2 separate regions of the Homo sapiens genome follow, and region 2 is linked to region 1. The links are chromatin contacts, found by Hi-C or POLR2A ChIA-PET in ENCODE. All regions are on one chromosome and are shown on one strand. Each heading gives the region's core, a stretch centred on a gene start or an enhancer-like site at or near the end of the contact. The rest is flanking DNA. Distances are from core to core; before and after follow the strand shown.

Region 1 (4,906 bases), core at 1,166-3,665:
ATTCTCAATTTCAATAACTACTCTGGCAAGAAAAAGCATACAGAATTTCCTAAATCAATACAGTAGATCAGTGTCTGCAGCACAGCACAATTCGTACAGGCAATGCAGTGTTGTACCAAGTGTTTCCATTTCTCAATGCTAATCACTTTTGATTTGAAGATAAGCTGTCAAATGCCATTAATCTGTTTACCATATTCCACCCCCCCCAACCACAGAAGGCTTTATTTTCTCTTTTTCAAATAATTTCAGGAAACTTTTGTAGAGCAGGATGACTTCTTAAATAAGCAACTTTTAAATAGGTTTTAAATAGGTCATCATGAGTTAAGAGTAATAAAGAACAAATACCAAATTCATGAAGGGATTCTCTAAAGTTCTCTGTCCACTTTACTTTTTATCACTTTTCCAGTAAGATTCAGATTTCCCAATTCCTACTTTTAGGCTTAAATGTGCTTGAGAAGTCTCTATTTTTCTAAATTCCATCACCATTAAATGTTTTGATTCCCACTGCTACCACCCTATTTCAAATCCAGGCTTGAACTAGGAAGCTCTGAGACCAACTATGGAACCTGGGTAATTTCTCATATTCTCAAAGTTCCTTCACTTACAAAATGAAAACATTAAGATCTACGTATCAGGATCATGGTGAGTATAAATGAGTATGCATGAGAGAGCCTGGCACAGGGCCTGGCATCAAGCAGGTGCTAATCACCTCTAAGAAACTTTCCTCTTTTCTCTCTCCCTCCTCAGTCCTCCTTTCAGACTTCACAGCAAGACTCATTCTGAAAGGTGAATGTGATCTCCTTAGCCTCCTACTCAAATTCCTCCAAAAGTTCACCGTACCCTAGGACAGTGGTTCTCAAAGTGTAGTCCCCAGGCCAGCAGCACCTCTTGCGCTTGCCTTTCCAAAATTCCTCTAAGGAGAGTTTACTATCTTCCAAACCTGCCAACTCTCCCAACCCCAAGATTTAACTCATCTTTTACATCCTTCCCCCTCTATGATATCTCTCCTATACTACCCAGCTTAAAATCTTTCCTGACCATCCCAGTCTCTAGGACTTTTTCTGACCTCTAATTCCAATTATTTCTGAATACAAAGAGTCTTCATCTTACAATCGGGTCTGTGTCTGGATAAACCCACTGTAAAGTCAAAAAATCTTTAACTGAACCATTGTGTAAGTGTAGGACTGTACTAAGGTGAAAATCTGCAGAGGTCACAAACTAGTTGCACCTGGCCCACCCACAGAAGGTGTGTGTTAACTAAATTGGTTGCAAGTAACATTAAAAATCAAGAAAAAATACGTAAAAATACAGATCTTTGGCCTGTGTTGGAGAAAATCGGATCTGCGTTTGAGAGACCCCCATTCCCACATGGCAACAATCAGCTAAATGGTAAATGTTTCGAGCATTCACCAGCTCTTTCCATTCTAAATAAAGGTTTTCTTTTGACATCTTCAAATATCTCAAATGGTGATTTACATTTCTTATGGATATGTAACTTTTCATGCTTGTTTTGTCTCTCCTAATAGAATACAGCCCTTAAAAAACCTGTCCTTGTCTTTGACTTTTTAAAAACCTCTTGTTACCCTGAACACAAACCGGTATTTAGTGCAAAATTATTGTAAAAGAATATTCTGAACATTGTAGACAACAGCAAAATGCTGAATAATCCACACAGTTTTTCTGGAAACTTTTGGCTTTCTACCAAGTTGGAAAAGTTTTATTAGTTTATGTTTTCTAAACATATGGATTAGGGTACAACTCTTAAGACAGATAATAAAAAATTTTTATATTATTTTGGTTTAGGTCGTCTTTCATTTTCTAATGAGAAATACATATGAAGACAGCATGCCCTCTGCTGAAAGAGATTTAGACCCTGCCCGGCACGCCATGTGACGGAACCTAGATACTGTTTGTAACTTTTAGTTTGAATCCAACTTTTATATCCTGGATTTGATTTCCCAGAAAAGAGTTTCAATTTCACTCTTTGGTAGGAGTCATAGTGGCTTTCTCTGACGCGGCCTCAGGTTAACCATTTACCGGGTTTGGCAGCGACAAGGGAAGAGCCACCTTAACAAAGCTGCCTTGCTGTGGCTCAGAGATAACCTGAGAAACCTAACCAAGATGAGAATTTTAAAACACTGTTTACGTACAGGGCCTTTCTTTGTTAAAGCTTCCATTTGAACCCATTTGCCGACTCCTGCCTGTCCACACATATCCGCACCCCGAACATCAATATTAGGAGAATATTCGATAATACTCTCCTTTTCCTTCCCCCACCCCAAATCCTCCAGGGGGCGCCCCGGAGGACCGCGCTGGCCCCCCGGCGGGAGGGCGGCCGTAGGCGGGAGCCCAGTCCCGACTCCTGGACGCCGCGCGCACTCCCCATACTCACCCGCCCGAAGCCACGGAAGTGCCACCTGACCCCGCCCCTTCCGCCGGATCCTCCCACGCAGGCGCAGCGCCGACTGCAGGCGCGTGGGGCCCGGGGATCGCCTGGGGCTGGGTGGCGGTGCGGGGCATGGCCAGGGTCCCCGTGGACGTGGCCGCGCAGTTCCGGCGTGTGGCGGAGAGCGAGTGAGCGTGAAGGTCTCCCGGCCTGCAGCAGGCTGCGGAAGCTCTGCGCCGGGAAGTTCTCTGGCGGGGGAGGGGAGGGCGGTTTACGGCCTTTGGGGTAGGTTTTGCCCTTTTTAAGATCCACATGAAATCTTTCGCCTCCGAAGTTCGAGGGTAACTTTCGTTCCCTCCTGGCCTTCGCGACACCCTCGAGTCGGACGGAGGCCGAGTCGTGTCCTCACCCCCAGCAGCCTGCGGCGGCCGGGACCCCCGGAGGCCCTTCTTCCGCTCCTTGGAAACTTAAAATGTGGGGTGAGGGAGAGACGCGTTACGTTTGACAGACCGGTGAAATTAAAGACACTCAAGCTTCTCAGAGTGATTTGAAGAAATGCTCAGCGTTCTGCCGAAATATAGTTTTAAGTTTTTAAACCACGGCATGGTTTTTAAAGGCTGAAGGACCCACAGTTTTTTTCTCTTAAAGGGCACGCATTCATTTTGATTAATATTTCTTAACATGCAGCCAAAGCCAGGACTCGGGCTCACTGCTGCAGGGGTGTCCTCGGGAAGTCCCGAGGGGGGAAAGGCGCGCAAGCCTGAAATGGAGATGAAAATAAACAGGCATAATATTTGCTACCTCACTGCGTTGGGCGTAGTAGTAACTAATTCTTAAAAAACGTCTTAGATGACATATAAGTAGTAAAGCCGTTGTATGCTAATCTAGAATTTTTGAGAAAAACTTAATCACCCAAATGTTTGCTATAATGTGATGAAGATAGCATCCATCGGCAGTAGCCAGGATCAAATGACGAGTAGATATGGTTATAAATGGGGCCCATGCAGTATAATTAGTATATGAAACCAAGATGTCAGTCCTCACACAGAATTTGTGTAATGATATGCATTTGGGAGGCTTCAGGCCTTTTCAGCTATTTGATACAGGTTGATTCTTACTGAATACAGAATAATAAAAAATGAATTACTGGTCTCACCATTTTCATTATTACTATTTGGACCAAAAGACTACCACTTTTACTCCAAAGATTGATTGTAGACTCAATAGCCAATGACAGAAAATTAAGCACAAGTCTAAATGAAGCCGAGGATCTAGTAGAAAGAACACAGAATCAAACCTTTCAAATCTCAGCCTATCGAACACAAACAGATTGACAGTTCTTGAGACGGTTTACTTCCTTTCTTTAAACTTGGCGTTGCTCATCTGAACAATTGTTTCGGTAAGGGTTACGTTTGATGAAAGCTCAGTTTGTGCTACCTTAGAAGTGAAGAAGTTTGTTAATTTTAAAATTGAGTTTATCCTTACCTGCTTTTCGTTCTACAAACTCAAACACTTTCATGCATGTCACTTTTTTATTCAGAAGTTTTCTAAACAGTACAGCTTAGGGAACACATTTCCATGGAACATTAGTGTTTTGCAAAATGTTAATAGATTCTTCATGGGAAAAAAATTGCTAGCATCACCAATACTGGCGAAAATATGAACCTGTCATTATGAGGCTATGGGAAATACACTTTTGTAGAGCTCTTGCCAAAAATGTTTAACCTGAATCTGATTGTGAGGAAACACTGAGATAAATTCTGAATGTGATTTGTTCGGACTTTTCAATAAGGTTAATAAGGAAGACAATAAAAAAAGGCAGGAGGACTGATCTACATTAAAGACAGCTGTCAACTAGATAGCCTTAAGGATTTAAAAAATTTGAACCTGGGCTGGGCGCAGTGGTTCACGCCTGTAATCCCAGCACTTTGGGAGGCCGAGGCGGGTGGATCACCAGGTCAAGAGATCGAAACCATCCTGGCCAACATGGTGAAACCCTATGTCTACTAAAAATACAAAAATGAGCTGGGTGTGGTGGCACGTGCCTGTAGTCCTAGCTACTCCGGAGGCTGAGGCAGGAGAATCGCTTGAACCCGGGAGGCAGAGGTTGCAGTGAGCCGAGATTGCGCGACTGCACTCCAGCCTGGCGACAGAGACTCCAGTCTCAAAAAAACAAAACAACAACAACAACAAAAAAGTTGGTAGTTTCAGGTGAATAGTATATGAATGTTCTTTTAACTCATCTATAGATTTGAAAATTTTCAAAATAAATAGTTGAGGACAAATTGTAGCTAGCAATGCTGGAAACCCATTTCTGCCTCCCAGCAGGTGGCAGCAAATTAATACTCCATAACGTACAAGAAAATCATTGCAATTTCCTCGTCTTGGTAAATGTTTTGGATGTTGCAGACTGGCTTTTTTTAGGGATAGGAGCCAAAAGAATATTGTTGCCAGATTATGGATGTTTATGTTAATTTATCAACTAGTTGGGAAAGTACTTACTGTTCTTCATTGCTCATC
Region 2 (4,962 bases), core at 1,938-4,437, 2.1 Mb before region 1:
CTAGTTCTAGATCCTTGAGGAATCACCACACTGTCTTCCACAATGGTTGAACTAGTTTACAGTCCCACCAACAGTGTAAAATTGTTCCTATTTCTCCACATCCTCTCCAGCACCTGTTGTTTCCTGACTTTTTAATGATCGCCATTCTAACTGGTGTGAGATGGTATCTCATTGTGGTTATGATTTGCATTTCTCTGATGGCCAGTGACAATGAGCATTTTTTCCTGTGTCTGTTGGCTGCACAAATGTCTTCTTTTGAGAAGTGTCTGTTCATAGCCTTCGCCCAATTTTTGATGGGGTTGTTTGATTTTTTCTTGTAAATTTGTTTAAGTTCTTTGTAGATTCTGGATATTAGCCCTTTGTCAGATGGGTAGATTGCAAAAATTTTCTCCCATTCTGTAGGTTGCCTGTTCACTCTGATGGTAGTTTCTTTTGCTATGCAGAAGCTCTTTAGTTTAATTAGATCCCATTTGTCAATTTTGGCTTTTGTTGCCATTGCTTTTGGTGTTTTAGTCATGATGTCCTTGCCCATGCCTATGTCCTGAATGGTATTGCCTAGGATTTCTTTTAGCGTTTTTATGGTTTTAGGTCTAACATTTAAGTCTTTAATCCATCTTCAATTAATTTTTGTATAAGGTGTAAGGAAGGGATCTAGTTTCAGCTTTCTACATATGGCTAGCCAGTTTGCCCAGCACCATTTATTAAATAGGGAATCCTTTCCCCATTTCTTGTTTTTGTCAGGTTTGTGAAAGATCAGATGGTTGTAGATGTGTGGTATTGTTTCTAATGGCTCTGTTCTGTACCATTGGTCTATATCTCTGTTTTGGTACCAGTACCTTGCTGTTTTGGTTACTATAGCCTTATAGTATAGTTTGAAGTCAGGTAGCATGATGCCTCCAGCTTTGTTCTTTTGGCTTAGGATTGTCGTGACAATGCGGGCTCTTTTTTGGTTCTATATGAACTTTAAAGTAGTTTTTTCAAATTCTGTGAAGAAAGTTATTGTTAGCTTGATGGGGATGGCACTGAATCTGTAAATTACCTTGGGCGGTGTGGCCATTTTCACGATATTGATTCTTCCTATCCATGAGCATGGAATGTTCTTCCATTTGTTTGTGTCCTCTCTTATTTCATTGAGCAGTGGTTTGTAATTCTCCTTGAAGAGGTCCTTCACGTCCCTTGTAAGTTGGATTCCTAGGTATTTTATTCTTTTTGAAGCAATTGTGAATGGGAATTCACTCATGATTTGGCTCTCTGTCTGTTATTGGTGTATAGAAATGCCTGTGATTTTTGCACATTGATTTTGTATCCTGACACTTTGCTGAAGTTGCTTATCAGCTTAAGGAGATTTTGGGCTGAGATGATGGGGTTTTCTAAATATACAATCATGTCATCTGCAAACAGGGACAATTTGACTTCCTCTTTTCCTAATTGAATACCCTTTATTTCTTTCTCCTGCCTGTTTGCCCTGGCCAGAACTTCCAACACTATGTTGAATAGGAGTGGTGAGAGAGGGCATCCCTGTCTTGTGCCAGTTTTCAAAGGGAATGCTTCCAGTTTTTGCCCATTCAGTATGATATTGGCTGTGGGTCTGTCATAAATAGCTCTTATTATTTTGAGATACATCCCATCAATACCTAATTTATTGAGAGTTTTTAGCATGAAAGGCTGTTGCCAATTCCAGTTTCTTAAGGTGACCAGATGTTCCATGTTATTTGTGTCATTCCATTTTTTCAAATGACCTATTCTATGTACAGAAAATCTTGAAGTTATAGATAAACCACGAAAAAATGCAAATAATTGGCCTGGTGCAGTGGCTCATGCCTGTAATCCCAGCACTTTGGGGGGCTGAGGCGGGCGGATCACCTGAGGTCAGGAGCTTGAGACCAGCCTGACCAACATGGAGAAACCCTGTCTCTACTAAAAAGACAAAATTACCCGGGCGTGGTGGTGCATGCCTGTAATCCCAGCTACTCGGAAGGCTGAGGCAGGAGAATCGCTTGAACTTGGGAGGTAGAGGTTGCAGTGAGCCGAGATCGCACCACTGCACTCCAGCCTGGCGACAGAGTGAGGCTCTGTCTCAAAAAAAAAAAAAAAAAAAAAAAAAAAAAAAAGAAAAAAAAGAAAAGAAAGAAAAGAAAGAAGAAAAAATCAAAGTCCTTACTTTGCATCATAATCCGCTAGGTGCAAAGGTCACAAAAGTGATTAAGAATAGCTCACAATGTAGTGAGCTGGAACCTGAAAAACGGATTAGGATTTACACAGGCGAGTGCTCAGAAAAAAGGGTAGTTCAGATAATTGGATCAGAAGAGAAGGCAAAAATGCATGACGTGTTTTTGAGAATTAGAGGAGCCCTCAAAATGTATTAGTGTGATATGCAAAATGCTCGATTTAAGATATTATCCATTAATGAATTTGAAAATGGGGACAAAAATAACTTTTCAGCCGTAATAACTATGCTCCCCTCCCTTTGAGTTTCGAATCTGTATCTTAGAGGCCACACTTGAATGTGGAAAAACTTTGTATTAATGTAAACACTATACAGTGATAAGACACGAACAGTGAAATAACCCCTAAGCTCATCTTATAACTGAACAGATAGGTGGTCAGAGAACTTGGATTTGAACCATGCCTATGCCACTAGCTGGTTGTGTGACCTCCAGCAAGTCACTTCTCAAGATACCACGTTTGCCATCATTAAGACGAGTGTGATCCAAAGGTCCACCTAGCCAGGTTTTGTGAGAATGATTTGAAATGCCTGTGAAAGCATTTCCTCTACCACGTCTGAGATGCTTTTGTTATCTCCAGGTTCTTTCAGGTCTTGAAATTTTGTGCATCACGATCCAAAATGTCTTAAGCATCATCACAAATGCTTGACCGTCCCTCATGAGCGGGTGGCGCTTCGCGCTGCCTGGGTCTGTACAACAGGGTCTTGCAGTCGAAAGCCACACACTCCCGGAGTGCAAGAGGGAGAGAAAGCTCTGCTTTCAGCCGGGAAAAAAAAAGGGCGCAAGACCGGACAGGTCCTGCCACAGACGTTCTCCTATGCTCACGCACAGTGGTCGCTCCTGCGGGAATGGGCAGCAGTGACGTGCCCACGTCGGGCGCGCTGACGTTCGCGTAGCGTGCGCCGCTGGCCAGGTGCGCAATAGTGGGGTATGCGTCACGGTCTGCGCCGCCCGCGGGGCCAGGACGGGGCGGAGCTTCCGCCTGGGCTGGGGTTGGCGAGTTCACCCGCGGCGGAGGGTAACTTTGCTGTGCTGTTTTTTGAGCAGTTGTCTGGTCCCTGGAAGTGTAGCATCGAGAGAGTTTTCTAATTACGTTTACAAAATATCTTCCCTTTGGCCATACAAGTGGTGACTGCCATGTCGAACTCGCGGCCCAGGTCCCGCCGAGACGCCGGGGGTGGCGCTGGGGCAGCCGGCCGGGACGAGCTGGTGTCGCGGTCCTTGCAGAGCGCAGAGCACTGTCTGGGCGTCCAGGACTTCGGCACTGCCTATGCCCACTACCTCCTCGTGCTCAGCCTGGCGCCGGAGCTGAAACACGACGTGAAGGTGAGGGTCCTTTTTTCTCACTTGCTGGCAGATCCAACGTCCTCGTAAAAAAAAAAAAAAAAACAGAAAAAAAAAAAAGCGGAGGGGCTAGGGTGCCTGGGTGGGTGGTTGCTGTTAATATTTAGGGCCCTTTTTTCTCACTTGCTGGCCGATCCAACGTCCTCGTAAAAAAAAAGAAAAGAAAAAAGGCGGAGGGGCTAGGGTGCTTGGTTGGGTGTTTGCTATTAATGTTTACTGTTCAACCTTGACATCTTTCGTTTATTCACACCTACGACCAGCCCAGAGGAAAATCCTGCCGTCTTCACCTTCGAAATATGTCCAGAATCTTACCAGTTCTCACCATCTTCCCCTTTACTACCCTGGTTCGAGCTTCAGTCATCTGCCGGCTGTTGCAGTCGGCTCTCAACTGAGCTCTCTCCTGCAGTCTGTGTCAACATAGCTAGCTTTTTGCAACAAAAGTCAAATGTTGTCATTTCTCAGTTTCAAAACTTTCATCTCGTTTAAAATTTTAAAGGCCCTCGAATTGGAAATGAGGTCTCACGTGATCCTCTTCTCCTTATATCTAATTTAAGCATGCCCTGGCTTGAGGGCTTTTGGATTTGTTATATTGTGTGTAGTAGGAATATAGTGGGCCTCTAGTTGAATAAAGTGTGTAATTAGCCTAAAGTGATTATCATTTAATGATGCGTTCTTTAAACTTCAATTATTGGATTATTTGCAACAATTACTCTGTTGAAATGCTGTTCTTTTTTGAAGTACTTTTAGAATCTAAATTACGAAAAATGATTTAACTTAAAATTGCAATTACTTTGCTTCATTTAGACTGAGGGTTTGTCAACCTCAGCACTATTGACATTTTGAATGGGATAATTCTTTGTTATGGGGGAGGGGAGGTGTCCTGTGCATTGCAGTATGTTTGGCAGCATCCTTGATCTCTACCCACTAAATGTCAGTAGCGTCTAGATGTTTGTAGTTCATGTAAACTTAGTGTAAATTTCAGGACCAGCTGTCCTACTTGAGGAGGAGATGATATGTTGAGATACAGTTTGCTTCTCTTGGTAGGCAGCAATAGAAAAATGGATCAACTCAAGTGATCTTTCCTCAGTTACTTGTTTCTTAGTTTCCTCTTCTGTGAAACAGGGACGCAGCCTCTCTTAAAAATGTTTACTGGGTATTAAAAGTATATTTAGACTGGGTGTGCTGGCTCAGGCCTGTAATCCCAGCACTTTGGGAGGCGGAGGCGGGTGGATCACAAGGTCAGGAGTTTGAGACCAGCCTGGCCAATATGGTGAAAACCTGTCTCTACTAAAAATTAAAAAATTAGGCCGGGCGCGGTGGCTCACGCCTGTAATCCCAGCACTTTGGGAGGCAGAGACGGGTGGATCACCTGAGGTCAGTAGTTCGAGACCAG

Evidence for each region. Hi-C counts contacts between places; a loop is a spot of excess contacts on that map. ChIA-PET counts read pairs that join two places held with the same protein, here RNA polymerase II (POLR2A). Pooled maps may share reads with other maps.
Region 2: a loop to region 1 is called in a map of B cell, with 8 times the contacts of the local background. The contact joins the promoter of PRMT9 here to the promoter of MMAA in region 1. A Hi-C loop is called at or near these places in 2 of 168 maps with a recorded cell type or tissue (B cell and CD4-positive, alpha-beta T cell) and 11 of 50 pooled maps. POLR2A ChIA-PET finds 5 or more read pairs at or near these places in 2 of 52 experiments (HEK293T and OCI-LY7).

What each region holds. Positions count from the first base shown.
Region 1 is chr4:145,616,894-145,621,799 of GRCh38, reverse strand. It overlaps MMAA (metabolism of cobalamin associated A), which reads right to left and starts at 2,415. Exons shown (of 7, transcript NM_172250.3): 1 at 2,393-2,415. RefSeq lists silencers at 2,047-2,116, 2,147-2,586.
Region 2 is chr4:147,682,388-147,687,349 of GRCh38, reverse strand. PRMT9 (protein arginine methyltransferase 9) reads left to right here and starts at 3,187. Exons shown (of 12, transcript NM_138364.4): 1 at 3,187-3,551. The coding sequence starts at 3,363.